Regions from separate parts of the Homo sapiens genome. Here all the other regions are linked to region 1. A link is a contact called in ENCODE Hi-C or POLR2A ChIA-PET data. All regions are on one chromosome and are shown on one strand. The core of a region is the stretch at or near the end of the contact, and the rest is flanking DNA. Distances in the headings are between cores, read along the strand shown.

The links. Hi-C counts contacts between places; a loop is a spot of excess contacts on that map. ChIA-PET counts read pairs that join two places held with the same protein, here RNA polymerase II (POLR2A). Pooled maps may share reads with other maps.
Region 2: a loop to region 1 is called in a map of B cell, with 27 times the contacts of the local background. The contact joins the promoter of CEP85L here to the promoter of GOPC in region 1. A Hi-C loop is called at or near these places in 3 of 168 maps with a recorded cell type or tissue (B cell and naive thymus-derived CD4-positive, alpha-beta T cell), 3 of 37 single-sample maps with no recorded cell type and 17 of 50 pooled maps. POLR2A ChIA-PET finds 5 or more read pairs at or near these places in 2 of 52 experiments (H1 and activated T-cell).
Region 3: a loop to region 1 is called in a map of naive thymus-derived CD4-positive, alpha-beta T cell, with 6 times the contacts of the local background. The contact joins the enhancer-like site here to the promoter of GOPC in region 1. A Hi-C loop is called at or near these places in 2 of 168 maps with a recorded cell type or tissue (both naive thymus-derived CD4-positive, alpha-beta T cell), 3 of 37 single-sample maps with no recorded cell type and 12 of 50 pooled maps. POLR2A ChIA-PET finds 5 or more read pairs at or near these places in 2 of 52 experiments (HEK293T and activated B cell).
Region 4: a map of CD4-positive, alpha-beta T cell shows a loop between it and region 1 (11-fold over the local background). The contact joins the promoter of TSPYL4 here to the promoter of GOPC in region 1. A Hi-C loop is called at or near these places in 2 of 168 maps with a recorded cell type or tissue (CD4-positive, alpha-beta T cell and naive thymus-derived CD4-positive, alpha-beta T cell) and 13 of 50 pooled maps.

What each region holds. Positions count from the first base shown.
Region 1 is chr6:117,599,253-117,604,368 of GRCh38, forward strand. It overlaps GOPC (golgi associated PDZ and coiled-coil motif containing), which reads right to left and starts at 3,259. Exons shown (of 9, transcript NM_020399.4): 1 at 2,752-3,259. The coding sequence starts at 3,036. It also overlaps the pseudogene NEPNP. RefSeq lists enhancers at 3,141-3,230, 3,361-3,650.
Region 2 is chr6:118,648,522-118,653,327 of GRCh38, forward strand. CEP85L (centrosomal protein 85L) reads right to left here and starts at 3,070. Exons shown (of 13, transcript NM_001042475.3): 1 at 2,676-3,070. The coding sequence starts at 2,748. RefSeq lists silencers at 2,454-2,763, 2,964-3,423.
Region 3 is chr6:118,703,649-118,708,226 of GRCh38, forward strand. It overlaps a transcript of CEP85L not described here. Among named protein-coding and RNA genes, the nearest start is that of CEP85L, 54 kb to the left of the region's middle. RefSeq lists a silencer at 2,238-2,532. Within about 2 kb of position 2,328, at least 9 of the 41 ENCODE cell types and tissues checked have a DNase peak (open chromatin) inside an H3K27ac peak, as active enhancers do.
Region 4 is chr6:116,250,933-116,255,789 of GRCh38, forward strand. TSPYL4 (TSPY like 4) reads right to left here and starts at 3,143. Exons shown (of 1, transcript NM_021648.5): 1 at 1-3,143. The coding sequence starts at 3,076. The coding sequence ends at 1,832. It also overlaps a transcript of DSE not described here. RefSeq lists enhancers at 2,715-2,874, 3,285-3,514.

The DNA of each region.
Region 1 (5,116 bases), core at 2,009-4,508:
TGTCATATTAAACCATAAGTGGTTTCAAATATGTCTTAATGTCCATATAATTAAAACAATAGAACAAATTCAATCCTTTTCCTAAAAAGTAAAAAAGGGCAAGAAAATATGGAAATTGTTTCAAGCTTTCAAACAATATATGGAGCAACCACTGAAATTCTGTAGATGGAACAGCAGCAAGTCTACTTTGAAAGGCACTGCTGACAATGAACTTCTTTCCACAGCAATACACAATTGATTCCATAAAAACGGCAGAAGCTGCTAAACGTGTACAGATTAACATCAAAGACAAACAAGTTGACTGTAACTGAAAAAACACAAACAAATGAACAAACAAACCAAAATCATTAGGATTTTTCCCCTCCCCATTTTCCTATGATCTTTAAATCAACAGTTTCAAGCATAAAAAATATGCTCACATTGTGATATGCTAGCATTTCCTATTTTGAGAAACAATGCAACCTCCTAAACCAGGACATAAAGTCAGAATGTGTGATTTTAATTTCTGAAAAAAGAACATGCATAATTTATTACAATTCTGAATACTCATCTAAAATATTTAAAGACAAAAAAAATGGAGCACAGCCTCCTACTGAGAAAATTATCCTTCCTCCCAATTTCAATTTTTATATCTGACATCAAATCCCTGTTTAAAGTTTCCTTAGGTCATTTTAAAAATAAATAAAATATTGTTTCATTTTTAAAAAGTTGTTAATGCCCAGTTGATACTGCAGTTGTAAATGATATGAAATTTCTCGTGTGATGTTTTAGTCCACTTTCTGTTTCTTATAACAGAATACCAGAAACTAGGTAATTTATAAAGAAAAGGAATGTATTTCTTACAGTTATGGAGACAGAGAAGTCCAAGGTCGAGGGGCCAGATCTCGAGAAGTCGAGAGCCTTCTTGCTGGCAGGGGATCTGTGCAGAGTATGGAGGCAGCATAGGGTGTCACATGGCAAGGAGGCTGAGCATGCTAACATGCTTACTCAGGTCTTTCTTCCTCTTCTTATAAACCACCAGTTCTACACTCCTATGATAACTCATTCATCCATTTATCCAATAACAAATCAATCTATAAGTGGATTAATCCATTCATAAGAACAGAGTACTCATGATCCAGTCTCCTCTTAAAGGCCCCACATTGGAGATTCAATACTGTCACATTGAGGATTAAGTTTCCCATACACGAAATTTGGGGGACACATTCGAATTATACCATGTGGTAAAGGCTACTCTTGATCTTTGTTGTTTAAAGCTAGAGAACTAATGGCCAGGCACAGTAGCTCATGTCTGTAATCAAAGCACTTTGGGAGGCCAAGGCAGGAGGATCACCTGAGGCCAGGAATTCAAGACCAAACTGGGCAACAAAGCACTCCATCTCTTTTTTGAAAAAAATATAATAAGATAAAATAAGATGAAATAAAGTTAAAGTACTATTTCTAGAAAACATTAAATGCAATTTCACTATCTGAGAAAAATAGCTTTCTTGTGGAAATTACTACCAATAAAGAAATCAAGAGATGTTTTCATTTACCTACAGTAAGAAGTGATTACCTTCATATTAGCACTTTCTAATCTTTTCAAAAAGGATAGAAGAAATTAACAGTTCTCGCAGTGGAGAAGAGCCACAATTCTTGGATATGTAAATCTATGTTAATCAAAGATTAATTATGCCACATATTTCATGGCTAATAGGAGAGAAAGAATGCTGACCACTAGGCAAGGAGAGGATGTTTAACTGACATTCATATTGATATAGATATAATGGGCACTGTCAATGACAACGAGTAATGATGATTTCTTAGGAAAGCATGTTCAGAGTTTTGCACATCACTGATTATCCCATTTTTATCTATTACACTTTTTGAAAAGAAAGACCCATTCTCTTAAATTGCCTAGTTAGAAAGTACTCTTTATGCAATAATGTTAATCTATCTTGATTTCTAAATATTTTAATAATGTCCTTTTTAAATTTTCTGCACAATATGATATTTTTGTTTTTTTGAACCACAGCCACTCCACCCTCACCCACACCCAGGATCAGAGATTAAAGCAAATGATTCTTTACACTCTCTCAAAAATAAATCCAGACTTTGGAAAATTACACAGTAATGTACAAGCATATAAAAACTCAAGGTCAGAAGTAATTTCAATAATTGCAGGGAGCTCTCTGGAGGTATCTGCCTGTAATTTAACAACCAACTATGGATGTAAACCGAGACAGTGATACTATCGTTATGCACCACGAAATTTTCCTAAGAGCTTTGATCAGATTCCCCTAAATAGTTTATGCATGTCTCTGTATGCAATCATAGGCGCTGACCTGGAATAATTAAAATGAAAATAATCAGTGCTGTATCTGTCTTAACATATACAAATTCGGTTTATCAATGTGAAAGCAGATCTGCAAAACTCAGTTGTCAAAAGGTGGCCTACGGTATTTTCATGACAGAGAATCTTTGTTAGGTTTGTTAATGTAACATGTGCAATGGAGGCTGGTGTATGTAATTAGTTTCCTCCTCAGAGAGATACTAGGAAGGTGGACGACAGTACCCCGGGAACTCACACGTCGGTCTAGGGCCCTTTTTGTCCCCCACCCTCACCTCACTCCTCAGACATGCACTCTCCCATCACATTTGAAGCCCCGGTGGGCAGTTTTCTAGGGTCGTTTCACTGGAGCGTTAAATGGCATCTGACGCCACCGGGCAGCCTGGGGTTGGATGCCATAGCCGCCAGCACCCACGGCTCACCTCCAGCTTGTGGTTGATTTGAGACACAGACTGGGCTTTGTGGCAAAGCTGTGCAAAGCAGGAGCTCAGGCTGGTCATCTTCTGTCGCCCCTCATAAGTGATGTCCGCTTGGTCTGGATCGATCTCTCCCAGGAGCAGATCCACATCCACAAAAGCTTTGTCGAACTCCTTCTCCAGCACCTCCAGCCACCGGAACATGGATACCCCGCCAGGGGCCCCCACGGAGCAGGAGGCGCCCCCTGGGCCCCCTCCGGCTGCTGCTGGGCATGGACCGCCCGCCGACATGGCGCCGTCAAGGGCCTCTCCCGACTGCTGAAGACCCTCGCCGCCCCCCGCGCACGAAGGGAACTGCTGGGACTGAGGGGACCCCCGCGCGCGCGGGCACACTCCGTCACCTCCCTTCACCTCGCGCCGTTAACGCCAGCAGCACAGTCACAGAACCGCAGGAGTAACGAGGCTGAAGCTGAGGCGGCAACGGCGGCGACACACGGAAGACTCAGTCAGTCCCACCTCCCAGCCTGCCCCCGCTGCGCATGCGTAGCGAAGAGCTGGGCGGACGCAGCCACGAGGGACAAAATAGGCGGGGACAGGATGCGATCTTGGCCTATGAAAGGCCTCAGCTTGGGAGCGGCCTGTCAGCGGCCATATTAACAACTGGCAAACTACGGCTTGAATCCCTGAGAAACGGAGGCGCGTGGTTTCTGCACCCTGGTTGGAAAGGCCCGAGGATGAGAAAGGTGTCCACGTCGCAGAAAGGAAGGATTTCCGCCGGTTTGACTTAACAGTTGGCGGGAGCCGTTCCAAAATCCTCCCAGAAAGTTGCTGCGGTGGCATCTAGGGTCAGGGAGGGGAGAGCAAGGAAGGGCGGTGTGAGCATGCGCAATAGCCACGTTTTTACCTTCTCGATTCCAGTTCCTGGATAGGATGGAGTGGGTGTACACACTGGCTGTTCTTGGTAAACCAGACCCCAAATTCCAGGTGTGGACTGCCTAAAGCTGCGCATTGAAGCGGCTGACCAGATTTTGCGGAATTAATAGAAGACTTTTTGTCTTGTGATTAAGAGTCAGGTAGACCTGGATTCAATTCTTACCCTCTGTCACATACTACCTGTGTCGCCTTTCATGTATTAACCTCGAAACCAAGTTTCCAAATTTTACTTAACTCAGTTGTAAGGTAAAACGCTTAGCGTCACTTCTTGGCACACGGTATTCCTCTTAATACACCATAGGTCACACATTTCAAAAGCAACTACAGTAGTGCTTCACTTAAGATGGGGATATGTTCTTAGGAATGTGTCCTTAGGTTAATCATCCCTTAGGGAACATCCTAGAGTGTATTTAAACACAAACCTAGATAGTATAGCCTACTACACACCCAGGCTATATGATGTAGCCTATTGCTCTTAGGCTGTAAACCTGTACAGCATGTTGCCATTCTGGATACGGTAGGCGATTATAACACAGTGGTAACTATTTGTGTACTTAAACATATCTAAACATAGAAAAGGTACAGTCATATACTCTTATAGGATCACCATAGTTTATGCGATCCATTCATTGCTGAAGCCTTGTTATTTGGCACATAACTGTACTTTAAAAGGTGTATTTATTTGAAAACTGGTAGTGTCCTCACACGTGACATTTCAGAAAATCAAAATTGTGAATTCATATATTTACAAATATATTGAATGCAGAGCTCTGTTGCGACATTGAAGACACAAAAATGAATGAGACATGACCCTTACTCAAGATAGGCTAGTGAGGCTACTACCCCTCAACTATAACTTTAACTTGAATTTTTCAGTGCCTTTAAAAGTATCCAGCAACTCCTCTCTTTACATTCTGCCTACTTCCAGTTCAAGGGTAGACAGTCCTAGAAAGGGAAAGAGAAACCTGTGTGATTAGAGTAGGCTGGTGGAAACTCCTGCATTACCTAGAAGCATATTTAGCTGAGTGCAGTCTGCTGTTATCTGTTCTTGGGGCAGACCCTTACGGTTAATCACAACCCAAAGCCTGCATTGTGTGCCCTTCGCTGATGCAAGGCAACTGAGGAGCAAGAAATCACAATTTTATTATTGCAGTCTTTGTACTGCATGGCAGACTGGTTAGCATGAAGCAATAAAGTCCTTTGGCTTGAGCAAACTTAGCTAATCAAAATGGATCATGAGATCCTGACCTTAGACTTAAGTAGGGACCTTCATACAGGTTTTAGTACACAATAAATAATGTAAAACTAAAATTTACATCTTTCCCCATTCCCTTCCAAAATTAGCTTTATTTTCATCTACAATATTTGCAAAAACATTGCTACAGCTATCAAGCTCCCAGCCACTTTATCTACACATAATACAGTTAGCAATGCATTT
Region 2 (4,806 bases), core at 1,820-4,319, 1.0 Mb after region 1:
ACGAGGTCAGGAGATCGAGACCACCCTGGGTAACACGGTGAAACCCCGTCTCTACTAAAAATACAAAAAAATAACCCGGGTGTGGTGGCGGGAGCCTGTAGTCCCAGCTACTCGGGAGGCTGAGGCAGGAGAATGGCGTGAACCTGGGAGGCGGAGCTTGCAGTGAGCCGAGATCGCGCCACTACACTCCAGCCTGGGCGACAGAGAAAGACTGTCTCAAAAAAAAAAAAAAAAAAACTAAAGTGGTTCTATAGTACCTTTGGCTTTTCCTTTAGTCTAGTTATATATTTGTATAAACAAATAAACCAGTTTCAGGACAGCTTGAATTAATCCACATATTAAGATAAACTCATTTTAATACCAGAAATTATTTACTTATCCCTGCCTTCACACTTTGTTTTCAGACAAGTCCAATTTTAGGGCTGGAATAATTGCTCAAATTATTCAAAAGATATACTGAACAATATTTCAAAAATAAAAATTTCCTTCCAATTATCAGGAAAAAAGGTCCCTACATGAATCAACTCAGAGGTCATTATCTTGACCTTCACCATCTGCTCACTTGCACAAGAAGCAACACAAGTTTTTCATCTAAGGTAGAACTTTTTAAAACTTAAAATTATCTAAGATAATTTTAAATATTTATATTTGCTCAAAAAGGGAAGAAACACAATAAATAATTACATTACTATTTCAGCATGTAACTGAAAAAAAACTTTACAAAGGCATGTCCTGACTTGTCAATAGTTTATTACTGACAAATTGAGATAAAATACATACTTTGGTACAGCTATACTGTCCAAATTTCTTCAATTAGGGTAGTAATTACAAAGTATCCTCTTCCACTATTATTCTATGCCATAGCAAATGTCTCTCTAGAGGCTGCAACATAACAAAGTCCTTCGTTACCTAACTTTAAATACTAAAATGTTCTCTTCTTCCTAGAAAACAATGAAAAATAGACACCATGCCTCAGTGATATACCTCCAAACAAGCTGCTATTATCACGAATAAATTTTAATAGGTTAGATTGCAAAGACATTACAGATGGCTTTTGACATTTTCAGATAAACTGAAACCACTCCCTCCAGCCCCTAGGGATAATGAAGTAGCTTCTCAATCACTGAAGTTACTTAGATGACAGGATTTGTGAATAATCTGTAAACTCGGGAAACCTCTGAACTGTCTCCTTAGGACAAATAACATACAATTTAGAAAAAAAAAATCCCTACTTAATACTGCTTTTTACTAAATTCATGCCTACATTAAATTTCAGGATCAAACTTAAGTGAATGATTCAAATCATTCATTAACATACATTAAGTGTTTCAGGACCAAACTTAAGTGAATGATTCAAATCTAACTCTGGCTTTTTAAAATGTACATATGTCTTTTTAAAAACCACACATCACAAATATCTAAACTATCAAAGAATTGCATTATTCGAAATTTCAATAGCCTGATACTAGTGACTCGGTCAGTGCCTGATTTTTTTTAAATAGCAGAAAATATTACCATCAAAAGACCCCTTTCCAAATGCTGCTTCTGCTTTTTTGTTTTGTAAATAACAGCTTTGGAAATGTATGCAAAAATATCTCTAAGTTACACAAGTCGAGCTCAAACACTTTGTGGAGCAAGGTTACTTAACAGGAGTCCCAGAAACAGCTAAAATTGTAGGGAAAATTTTGCGTATGTATATATGGCATTGTTTTTTCTGCGCAGAATGTCCATATAACTCAGTTTCTCAAAAGGCCTCAAAACTCAAGATTAAAAGTGCCTGGAAAGACCATCATCTTTAGAGAACATATCACAGGCAACCCAAGACTTATTTTTTATCCCAAGTTAGGGGAGGATTTATCCTAATTTTGTGGCTCCTACACAACTTCTGAGCGACGCAAGCATGAAATGGCTGTCCGATACAAACAGACCCCTTCAGATACGGAATGCAGCAAACCCCTAATTTTCCTTGAAGGGGCCACGGAAAGCCAAACGGATTCGTAACCCGGTTGCTCAATGGTCCATTGGCTACTGCAGGACGCGCCCTCCTCTTACGCCGCAGGGGCTGCGGGGCGGCGACCAGGTTCCTCCGAGGGGCTGAAGTTCCCTTGGGGGTGGCTGAGAGCGGCCGCATCTCTGGCAGCATCCTCCCTCCCGAAAACGCGCCCTAAAAGTAGCGGCTGCGGGCGTGGGCACAGCCAACCCCAGCCTGCGCCTACCAGAAGTCGGGAGGGCGCGGAACTGCGGCCCCTCCGAGACGCGCCCGGGCCGCCGCCGCAGCACTGTCGCAGCGACCTTCCCGCCCGGGTCCCCGCGAGCAAACGGGCAAGCCCCGTTATCACGCAGGTCACACACCCCACGAGTAAAAGGAAAAAACCGGGCAGACAATAAAGCCCAACCCGCGGGGGCCCAAGCGAGCTGGAAGTTGGGGGCGCTGGGGCTGCAGCCCAAGGAGGAGCGGCGGGGACGACGGGATGCGGGGCTGATGCGCCTGGGACGCGGCAAGCCATATGTCAGCCCGGGTGCTGACAGCGGGGAGGACACTGGGCACGCGGCGGCGTCGGGGAGGCGGCCGGGGTAAGACAGGCCTGAGGCGGGAGGGGAGCGGCGGCGAGGTCCCGAGGCGCCGCGGTCGGCCGTGACCCCCACCCCAGCCGGGGCGCTGTCCCGTTCCTTACCGGCAGGGAAGCTGCGGGCTCCGCCGGGGCTATCCCGGCCGCTGGCCTCCGGAGCCAGGAAGCGCCCCCACATCGCGGGCGAGAGGGCCGGGTGGGCCAGGGACGCCCGACTCCTCACGTCCGTCCTCCTGCTTCTTCGGCGGCGGAAACTTGCGCGGAGCGTGGGCCTCGGCGACACGGGCAGGAGGAAAGGCGGGATGGCTGGTTAACGGCTGCTCAGCTACGGGCGGGGAGCGCAGGGGCCAGATTCGCCGCACTGCCGGCGCCTGCCATGGCCAAGCCGGCTGGGCTGAGGCCCGCGCCGGGGAAGCGGCGACTCGGCGGTGACGGCTGCTAGATCCCCGGCTGAGCCCAGGCTCAAAGGCTCCAGGCGAAGTTGCAGCTGCGGGTTCTCTCCGCCCCCTCCGCCGGCAGAGCCAGAGCCGGGGCTGGGGCCGCGAGGGGGCGGGGCCTCGGGCAATGACTTCAGGCGTGCGCGGCGCCGCGCGGGGCGGGGACTGCGGGGGGCGGGGACTGCGGGGGGCGGGTGAGCTACCCCGACCCCGCTTCGCCTCCTTGGCGGCGACTGGGCTGTCCCGCCCTCCCGCCGCATCCCTCTGTCTCCATCCTCCCGCCCTGCGAGTTGAGTAGAGGGCAGCGACTTGGCCTATTTTGCGATACTCGCCCCTCCCTTGGGTAATCCCTCACGCCCTCCCTCCGGGCACCTCTGTGAAGACACGTGGAAGACCTGCCCCTGGCGTCACAACCGCTCGAGATGAAAAAGCCAAGCCAGGGCGCGGCTGAGGGGGCTTCCAGCCTCCCTTGGAATTAGGATTGGGATTTAAATCCTCATCTGTATTCCTTCGTTTATAGATTACTTTAGGGGCAGAAAAGGGGTGGTTTTCCTTTACTAATTTAATGGGGGCGTGGGGGCAACACAGGCACCAGAATATAGCACCGGGATGTGCACCGGAAAAGGCCCGGGGGTAATTAGTACCCGAGGGGGAGAGGGGCCGTCATTGTAATCGCACAACGTTTCAGATTAGCAAGCAGAAAGTAAAAATGGCACCAAAGTCTGTAAAGGGAGCCCTTTCCTCCTTGCCCCCTACTCCTTCACGTTCTTCCTCTTCTTGGCCAGTTTCCACCCTTCACCTGAACCCTTAGTGCAGGAGGAGACGTCCTAAGGAAGGGCGAAAAGGGACAGCATCGTTTTATTTTTAAATCTTACTTCTCACTGGCAATATGGTGATGCTTCCAACGTTTAGTTACGAACTAGTTCGTATAAAAAATTCTGGGCCAGCACTGTGGTGGGAGGCGGGCTCTGCAGTAGGCCCATCACTCAGAGGTAAGTCGGAACGCAGGTCGCTTAACTAGAGAGGCTTTGAGTTCCGCTTTTCCTGTTCTGGAATCTTGCTAACAAAGGCCTCATATTTGCATTTTTCCCTTAAAGACATTTTAATTGGGAAATACTACTTAAAATTCTTGGAAGTTAAATTAGATTTAGGTGTGTGTTCTATCACTTACCACATCCGTGTTGTAATTTATCTGATTGGAGTTTTACATTTAGTCTCCCTGTGGTAGACTTCCAATTATTTCTCCAAATCATGTAATGTTAGCCAAGGGTCAGCTGTTTCTGATGATAAAAAGATACAGAAACATGAAAGACGAATGTGATTGGTTCCTTTTTATTATTTTAATGTGCACTAGCTCGTTTTATCTAACACTTGAAGAGGATAGATTTTTTTAAGTCCCAAAAAGAAAATTAGCAGAAGCTATAGCACTATGTATAGATTTTTTTTTCATGCTTTGTAGTTACCACAGTCTCAGGAACAGAATTTTTGAAATTCATTTGTGATGCAGTTCTAAGAAGTGTATAAAATATTACAGAAATATCTTGGCCTTTGCGAGTTTAAAATACACTTATTATTTCAAAACTGCCAATTTCCTAATTCTAAACAGTGTTTAAAGAAAATCGTTTACTCGGGTTTTCTACATCTTTTTATCAATATAAAGGGCATGCTACTACACACAAAAAAAGTACATGCGAAGGTGAAAGTATCTAAAATATTTCAATATCTATTACAGAGTAAAAGCAAACAGTAAAAACATGTTGCTCTTTTGGCACTTGGCACCAAATATGAAATTTTTGTGT
Region 3 (4,578 bases), core at 1,078-3,577, 1.1 Mb after region 1:
AGCAGGGACTGGGAAAATGCTATTCCTCTCCTGTTTACTGCAAACGCTTTATGAGCCCCTACCATATGCTCTTGTATTATATCTGGTAGGTACTTTTGGGTGAGGGTTGTGTGGGGAAATGAAAGTGAAGTTGGGGAGGTGAAAGCTCCATTAATAAAATAAAATCCTTAACCAATTAAAATTTTAAAAATATATTTAATGTTATCTGTATCTCATTATTAATATGTACATCATATTCTAATGACCCATGTATTATTAGATAATACATGTATATAATTCATGAATAAAAATGTATCTCTGTTGAGCAAATGCTCAAAAATTTTTTATACGCATATGTGAATGATCAAAAAATATAGAGGATGGGCTAGGAAACATGGTAGCCCTTTTAAGAGACAAATATAGAAGCAAACTATACCTGCCATGTAATATAAATAAGCACACACATGCCTACCAGATATCATGTAACTGGCATGACAAAGTCACTGGGAAAAGGCATACCTATCTGTAATTATTGACCTACTCTGGGCTATGACATTATACCAAACTCTTTGGAGGAATCAAAGATGAAATTAGAAGTTTTCTTGACTAACATCCAATTCTTTTGGAATTTCCCTTTGGGGGCATGTTATTTTAGGGTCATTCTAAGGGTTCATGCCTATAATAAAATGTTATAAAAATATCCCTGGAGCTACCCTGCCCACTGGCTCATTTTCTGAGTGGACTCAACAGACTGGTGGCCTGGGGTTTGTTCTGGGCCCCTTGCCTCAGGTGCACCCTGGTGTGACCTCACACACCACAAAACAGCCTAGTGTTCTGTTTTGTTTTGCTTTTTTGTTTTGAGACAAAGTCTTGCACTGTCGCCCAGGTTGGAGTGCAGTGGCTTGATCTCTGCTCACTGCATCCTCCGCCTCCTGGGTTTTCAAGTGATTGTCCTGCCTCAGCCTTCCGAGTAGCTGGGATTGCAGGCACCCGCCACCATGCCCGGCTAATTTTTGTATTTTTAGTAGAGACAGGGTTTCACCACGTTGGCCAGGCTGGTCTCAAACTCCTGACTTCAAGTGATCCTCCTGCCTCGGCCTCCCACAGTGCTGGGATTACAGGCTTGAGCCACCACGCCTGGCCAAAAGAGCCTAGTTTTAAGCTAAGAGTTCATGGCGCTGGGGCATTTTATTCCTCCATTTGCCTAGCAGCTTCCACTGCAGATGTTTTCTTACCCTTCTGGCTATTTTCACCTTTCTTTCAGTGGCTTTTTTTTCCATTTTTAAAAATTCACAGGCTTCCTGTTTCTAAGTATTTACCACATTTCTGTTCATGCTTTTTCCCTGACTTTTATTTTTCACCCCTTCTTAGCCCTCTCTCCCAACCACATCTGTTTTACTCCCTTTCATTTTTTCCCCATTCCTTTATTCCCTGCTGTCCTGTTTTTCTTTGTTCAATTCAGAACATCAGCCGGAAGCTTCCCTGTTGCTAAGTAACCACATCACCCACACACACCCTTTTCCATTTTCAACTTATTTCTTCTGTTTTAATAAACTCATGGGGCCGAACAGTCTCTAAAAGAAAACGAGAGGTGCTGCTGTCTTCTCTTCATGCAGCAGAGATGCATACCCTCTCATATCCTGCCTTTTCTTATTAGATTTTGGCTTCTTGTTTTATTGATAATTTGCCCCAGACTGTGAGATAACACTAAATAAGCACAAAATATCTTTTTGGGCTTGGACAATTTGCAGAAGGGAGGAAGAGATATAATTTCTGCAGAAGGAACAATGAAAATGTTTAAAATATAGTTACAAGGCATGGCATGGGCTCATTGAAGGGTGTTTGCCTTGACCCCGGAACCAAATCCAGCCCTCCCTAGTAAAAGGTTTCCATTAGGGATCAAGTTAGCTAGCAAGTCCCTCTTAACATTGTTGAGTTGTGAGGAAGCTACTAATGGCATGGTAAGTGTGATTTGCACAAAATGAAGGATAAAACAATACAAGAAATCATTATGTGGTTTTCCAAATCTCAATCCTTTTCCAGACATCAATCTGACATGGCACTTGTGCCAAAGGCATAATTGGAGGTGTGTGAGCCCTTCTCACAATATGCTCTTGAGGGATTCCAAGTCTTCTGGCACATTTTAATAATTTAATGGGAATGGTAACTCCATATGTCCAAACACTAGGGCAGAGTAACAGAGATACCAGGAGATTTGAAAAAAAATCTTTTCACCCTTGCAATACCATAAATAATTTCCTTGCCTGGTGTGAATTCTTTCTCTGACCTCTTGCATTTATGCAATGCCTGGGAGGCCTTTCCTGCTAAGCCCGCCCCCACATTGTTGCTCTCAGCTTTTTGCCCACAGTGAGCACTGTGCTAATTGGGTAGATTTGGGAGCTGCTTCTTAAGAAGTATCACGGCCGTCTATGTAGGTGTGTGTCCCAGCTCCTCTGGTAGTGCTCTGTGCTCTCTGTCAGGGAAGGGCTCGTATCCAGCATGTAATGAATACTCAATAAGTTGCCTTAAATTTAACCACAGAACACAGACACTCTGACAAGGGGATTATTTTTAGTTTCATTTTCTAGATAGAAGAACAGTGGTTTTCTTCATATTGAAGTCTAAGTTCATCAATCAAAGTGCCAGAAATGAAGCTGATGCATTTCCATCACTATCCTGAAATGCAGATGGAGCATTTCAGTAGAGGGAAATTTCAAAAGCTTTATTTGTCAAGACCTGTTGATATTCTGAAAGCAGAAACCCTGTAAGACTAAAACCTACTCTAAGGTATTCTAAGAATGCCTAGCCAGAACTGGAATTGGCAAGCTTTTTCTTTCTAGAATCTAGCCCCTTTGAGATGTTAGGTCTTCTGAGAGTTTCAGAAAGTTTTAACATAATTTCAACTTTTATCTTAGGGTAACCTCAACTGATGAAACATACATTTGAACCTCCTGGAATTTTTATTTTATGTGCCACTTACTTTAAATTATACAAAACCTTCACTGTCTTCCAGTATTCACTTCTCTTTTAACTTTCTTTTCTCAACTTGAGATATCAGGAAACGCCACCATGTCATATTTTCTTTTCTTACATTTTTGAACATCTAATTCCTTTTTTCCTTTCCGTCCTCCTCATCAATGTGGTCTAGTCTTATAGGGAACTTTTCTCTCCAATCACAATCCCCTCCTCTTCCACTTCTCGCTTAGCTACTCTTCCCACACCCCAAAAAGACTCTCGCTTTGTGATTCCAGTCCTGGAATTCTTTCCCTATTAGTGTCCTCTTCACTTCACTGCTTCCCTACCCCATGGAGCTCTCATGAGCCATCCCTTTAACCATTCTCTTCAGTATCTCAGTTCCCTTGCCCCTCATTGGCCTGGCAAATCCCCAAACTTCAATGAGTTCATCTTCATATCTCCCTGTCTGAGCCCAGGCTATCTCTCCTGGAGAGAGATCACAACTCTGCCATGGATGCCATTCCAACTCTGTGACCCCAAGTACTGGTCCCTCCAGGCTGGTCCCAGCAGTCCTCCTGGGTTTCCTTCTCATATTCCTCCTCATCTGCTTTTTTTTTTTTTTTCTTTTTTGAGACAGGCTCTTACTCTGTCACCCAGACTGAGCTCATTGGAGCCTCAGCTCATTGCAGCCTCAACTTCCCAGGCTCAGATGATCCTCTCACCACCTCAGCCTCCCCAGTAGCTGGGACTACAGGTGTGTGCCACCATGCCCAGCTAATTTTTGTATTTTTTGTAGAGATAAAATTTTGCCATGTTGCCCAGGATGGAATGAAACTCCTGGGCTCAAGCAATCCTCCCGCCTCGGCCTCCCAAAGTGCTGGGATTATAGCCATGAGCCACTGCACCTGGCCTTACCTCATTCTTTTTAGCTCCTCATTCAATTCTACAGTGAGGAAGCACCAACACTTACTAAACTACTTCCTTTTTATTAAACTTCATTTTCTGTTATTACAAAGAATGTGCTAATGAGATGCTTATGCATTTATTTTTGTTTATATATCTAAGTATTTCTGTAGGATACATAGAAATTTTTAGGTAAAGTGGCTTGAAATTTTTAGGTATAGGAGTTTTATACTTTTTGCTTGTAAATATATTTAAACATGTGCAAACTTTTATGTATTAAAATAGGCAAAATACGTAAAACCTTAATTCACGGAACAGCAAATCTGAACCAATGAACATATATAAAGATACTCAAGCTCACTTATAGCCAGGAAAATAAAAATTAAACATTGCAATATCACTTTATAGCTACTAAACTGTCAAAAATCTAAAAGACCAATACAACCTATTACTGGTAGAAATATGGGAGAAAGAGTTGCTTTTTTGGGGGGGGGACGGGGGGGAAACAATCTGGCAGCATCTACTAAAATTTAAAAAACATATATAGACTTCAACCGACAAACCTACTAACTCTTAGAGTTCAATCCTATAAAATAGAAGGCCAAAAGGTCGGAATATATAGACAAAGATATCTTTGGGAATATTCATTTCTTCCTGCAAATATTTATTAAGTTCGGACTATATTGCCATCACTTCACAGATGAACAAGGCACAGGCCCTGCCCTTAAGTTACTCACAGCC
Region 4 (4,857 bases), core at 1,893-4,392, 1.3 Mb before region 1:
GTGAAAATCCACACAGATGCTGCACATCCCCTTATCCCCTACAAGGAGGCTGGAGATCTTCCACAATGCAGGCTGCAGCCTGCTTCTTCATTTGTTAGGAGCAGGGAAGGAAATGCAGAAGCTGAGAAATGAGGGCCAAGAAAGCCAGGCAGTAGGATGGAGACCCAAGGGACATCAGGGCAGAAACAAAATAGTACAAAGGAGAAGAGTGACCTACAAAATGCTACCCTAGAAGCAGTCCAAGGCCCAAAAAAGAATTTCCATCTTTAGAAAAGTGGAGTGAGGCTAAGTTTTGGTTGCCTTTGCTCACATCACAAAGGCCTTTGCCTTTGACCCGTCCTGAACCCATCACTGTGAGGCCCTTCTCTCTCTTTCCAGCTTCTCAAACTAAAAACTCAAGAAATACACAGGTTTTGGTAGAATGGATGGGGTAAAAAGATAAATATGTCAAAATCTGCCTAATTTAACACTGCCTATAACTAAACAATTAACCTATAGGTCTCCCTTTGAAACTTTCAGACCTTGCTAAAAGAAGTGGGGTGGAGGAATAAGGGCAATAAGAGATCTGGAGCCCATTTAATCATAACCTTTCTCTCTGAACACAATCAGGGAAAGAGCAAATTAAACAAAAAGCCTGCTTTGCCAGTTTTGTTTTCTGTTAATAAGCTAAAACTGCTTCAGAGTGAAAGGGAAGAAAAGGGATGGGAGGGAGAGGGGGAGGGAGAGGGGAGGAGGAGGGAGAGAAAGAGACAGAGGCATAACAAGTCTCACATTCCAGAAATATCTCTTCCTCAATGCCCCAACTCTGGCAACTTTTGTCATGTTCAGAGTGGGTGCAGGCGGGGAAAAGAGGAAATGCCTAAAGAAGTTGCTCACATTAAGGATGGTTTGTTGGCTAGGAGTCAGAAAGACTAAGCTGGAAGGGACTGCGTTCCAGCCTTGCTTTGGGCTCTGTCACATATTACTGCCCATCCTGGTGGTAGGGGGTGTTGCTGTGAGCTCCCTGGGAGCTACGTCTACAGATAGTTCCTGATGAGGCAGACAATGGTGGCCTAAGCAAAGTTCAACCAGAAGGTGAGAGTGAGTAGGGGTGGGCTATAGCACAGGCTTCATACTCACCAGCAGCTGGTCATGACGTAGAGTAACCAAAGGTACAGGAAAACCAATGTGATAACATAGAACACTTTTCATCTATTACCTCAGTCACGCCTAGCAGTCACCCATCAGCCACCAGCTTGTTCTATCAGATAACCAGTAGGGTGGATGGCACAAGCCCAGGAAGGCAGCTGGGATCCAGTTGGTGGTAGTCTGGAATGTCCAATTTGGGTTGATGGCCGGGTTAAGATATCAGTTTTGTCTTGCAGTGGTAATACCCAAATAGCTTACCATAAGTACATGGGTATCAGGACACAGCCAGCATAAAGTATGAAGCCCAATCAGTTATTTGTGAAAATGTATCAAGATTCTTTGTGGTACAGAACCACTTAAATTGGGAGAAGAGCATGGTCACAGATAGGGTCCAAGCCATGCAAAGAAAGGCAGTATGGTACACTATATCTATAGTATCATACGCTTGGCATAGAAGCCGTAGAAGGCCATGCACTTGAAACATGTTAACACAATGCAGAAAAGCATGAAGGCCCAGAGGAAGAATGGCACAGGCAGGTAAGCCAACAATCTTGCAACCGATTACTGAAGATTTAGAACCAAAGGAAAAGATAATCCACAGTATGAAGAGAAAGCAGATGGAAGACTGCATGCTGTTGGCCAAGCATAGGTCCAAGAGGAGGTGGTAAGGAAACTTGTGCAGAAGCTTCTCACAGGACAGAGATTAGCCAGACTGGAACCTGAAGGATCTGGCGCTCTCCACTGGCTGCCTTGGTGGGCCTCGAATTCCTCTACGGGGCCCTTCACCCATCAGGTAGTATTGTAGGGGATTGGGCCACAGTTCTCCTTTGATAATCTCTGCAATTCTGTCGAATTCTAGAAGGCTGTGGTCTGAAAACCAGTTGAAGAAACTAGGGATAGTGTTCCCTTCCCGGTTTCTGTGGATATGAGCCTGGGGGTCTTGGCCTCGGTGCCAGCGGATTGGAGTGGAAAGAGACACCACCCGGCCAGAGGATCTGCGTTCATATTCCTTGACAAGCCCCTCATTTCGGAAGTAGGGGTTGCCCTGAAAGATGAACTTGAATTTGCAGCCTGCTCTGGGGTGTTTAAGCTCCTCCACCTCCAAATTGATCATGTACCTCAGCATGTCTTCATCTTGGCCACTGATCATAGGTGACAGCTGGGGGTGGTTTCGAAAGGCAGTAACCCAGAAACCTGGGATATTCTGGATAATGAAACTTCTGCGCTGCATGTGGAGCCTTCGCATGCGGCCAAACTTGCGCTCAAGCTGAAGGAAGGCCCTGTCAGCCTGGGCATTTACGTTTGACAACTCTTGATCGATGGCCTCCAGTGAGTCCATGCAGTTATTGATCTTCGGGGCCCTGGGCCGTGTCTCCTCTTTCACCCCTCCTGCCACCTTTTTTTCCTTCTGCACTACCTTCTTTTCCTCCATCGCCGCCCCTGCTTCTCCCTCCTTTTCCACTGCTGCCGAGATGGCGCGTTTTTTAGTCGTCACTTCCTTGGCCTTCTTCCCCGGTATCATCTGAGACCCCAAGCCCCCTGCGCCACAGGCTTCTAGAGCCTTCTGCCCAGCAGGGCCACGGGGCTCTCCAAGCTGACAGCCATTTTTCTGGCTGCTGTCAGCAGCCTCGGCGGCAGAGGCTGCTTCCAGACCTTTCGTAGAAGGTGGAGCATCCTCCTGCCCGGCTTTGGTCGCTGCACCGCCGCGACTCCCGGCAACTGGGACGCGGAGCGCGGGGCCACAGTCGACAGGATCCTGGGATGCACCCCCCTCCGCAACGGTCTCCAGGCTGCCCCCACCTGTGTTCGCCATCACCTGTGTCGCCTCGGTTTCTTCACGGAGCCCTTGGCACTGGTCTCGGTCCGGATCTCCTGAGGCATGGTCGGGAGCAGCCAGGCCGCCGGTTTGGGCGAGAGGGAGCTTGTTGCCCCCATCCAGGCCGCTCATTTTGGAAGAAGTCAGACTAGTGGGAGAGGGAGAGTTCCTTGTCCTCCGCAGCGGCCGAGCTCTGCCCGAAACGTCTAGCACCACCCCTCCTTTACTCTCGGCGGTGCTACCATGGCAACTGGTGATGTCAGGGCGGTAGCGTCGTAACATCGCGCGAGAACTCTCTGCGCGGTTGACTACGCTTATCAATCCATCGTATTCCTTTGTCTTCTTGTCACAAAAAGAATTTCGTCAGTCTGGAAGGGGAGTTTTACTTACGTAAATGGATGTAGACCAGACTCAAGCATGTAAGAACTGTGTTAATGTGGATTTCTAAGCCTCTGAATGAATTTCTAAGGCACCTAACCTATTGTTTCTGAAAATATTTACTTTAAGGTGAGTTACTGTCTATTCAAGTCAGTTCATAGGGCTTCTCCTGAGTAGGAAAGTGGATTCACGAACTCACAGGCCTTCCTTCTTTTAAGGTGTGGATTCATGGCTATTACCAAAGAATTTAAATGAGCAGAGTTTGATTTTAAAGAGAAGTGTTGCTGTGTTGTTATTTTTAAAATTAAGGAGCAGCTGAAAGGCAAACTTCTCTCATCCTAACAAGACATAATAAAGGAATATTTCAATTTGTCTTACAGATTTTAAAGTTTATATAATTTGGCCAACATCTACAAAACAAGTGGACAATATTTCCTCTTCACTTTTAACAAAGAGTAGCAAAATGTTTTTCCTTACGTAGAGGTGACTGGCACACGAGCACAAATTTAGGCTTTTAAGCATTACTGAAAGAAATATCTCAGGGGATTTTAATTTCTAAACTGATGCATATGTTCTTTTCCTCAGGTTACAATCTTAATCTAAAAGTGGTTCCTGCTTCATAATGCCTGTGGACATGAAGCTAACAAATCTTTTCAAAATGTGTTCATGTGGTAATTCACTGCAGCACAGGAGCAATAATCAGCTATGTGCAGGCATCTATGCTACTGTCTCTTAAAATACTTTAAAAGTAAGGTTAGTTATTGTCTATTCGAGTCAGTTAGCTCTTACAATTCATTTGATAGTGATTATCAGTACAATATATTAGTTTGTTGGAGTGTGAGAATAATGGTGTTAATCCTTAGAAAAATGCAAGACCAAAGGGAAATTTAAATTTTGCATATTTATGTTTAATGTCAAATTTATATTCAAATAAACGGTTATGATTATAACTCTTTGTAAAAGAAACTCCATTTTAAGCCCCCCAGATTATGATCACTTTCAAATACAGGCTCAGAAGTACAGATTTAGAGAAAAAGGATTCCTCTTAGAGGAATACATCATATATACTGAGACTTCTAGCGAGGGAAGGAGTGTAGTTCTGGTTCAACTAAGATAAAGTACTGATGAAAGGTCACTGGCAGACAATACGGAGAAACAGCCTGCCTTGCAGGATTTTTTGTATGCCTAGTCAGCCTACCCAAGGACAATGTGTCCAGAATGACCTCTTTACTGCCTGCCAGCTAATCAGTTATCCCATAAGAAATATGCAAACAAGATTCACACAGCAGAGAGCAATTATTTTTCTCTCCCTCTTTCCTCTTTGTCTTAATAAACGCTCTTTTTTTATTTGTGGGGTGAAATCAATCTATTGAGGTATCGTCTTTGTAAACACATAAACAGCGTGCTATAATTGACTTTGTGACTTTGAATTATTGACACTGCTCTGTTTCTTTTCCAAAGAACCTTTGCACTGTTGAAAGAGTAACTTTTCCATTATAACCTGAGTCAAGATGAAGAGAAGCAGGGAATACTGA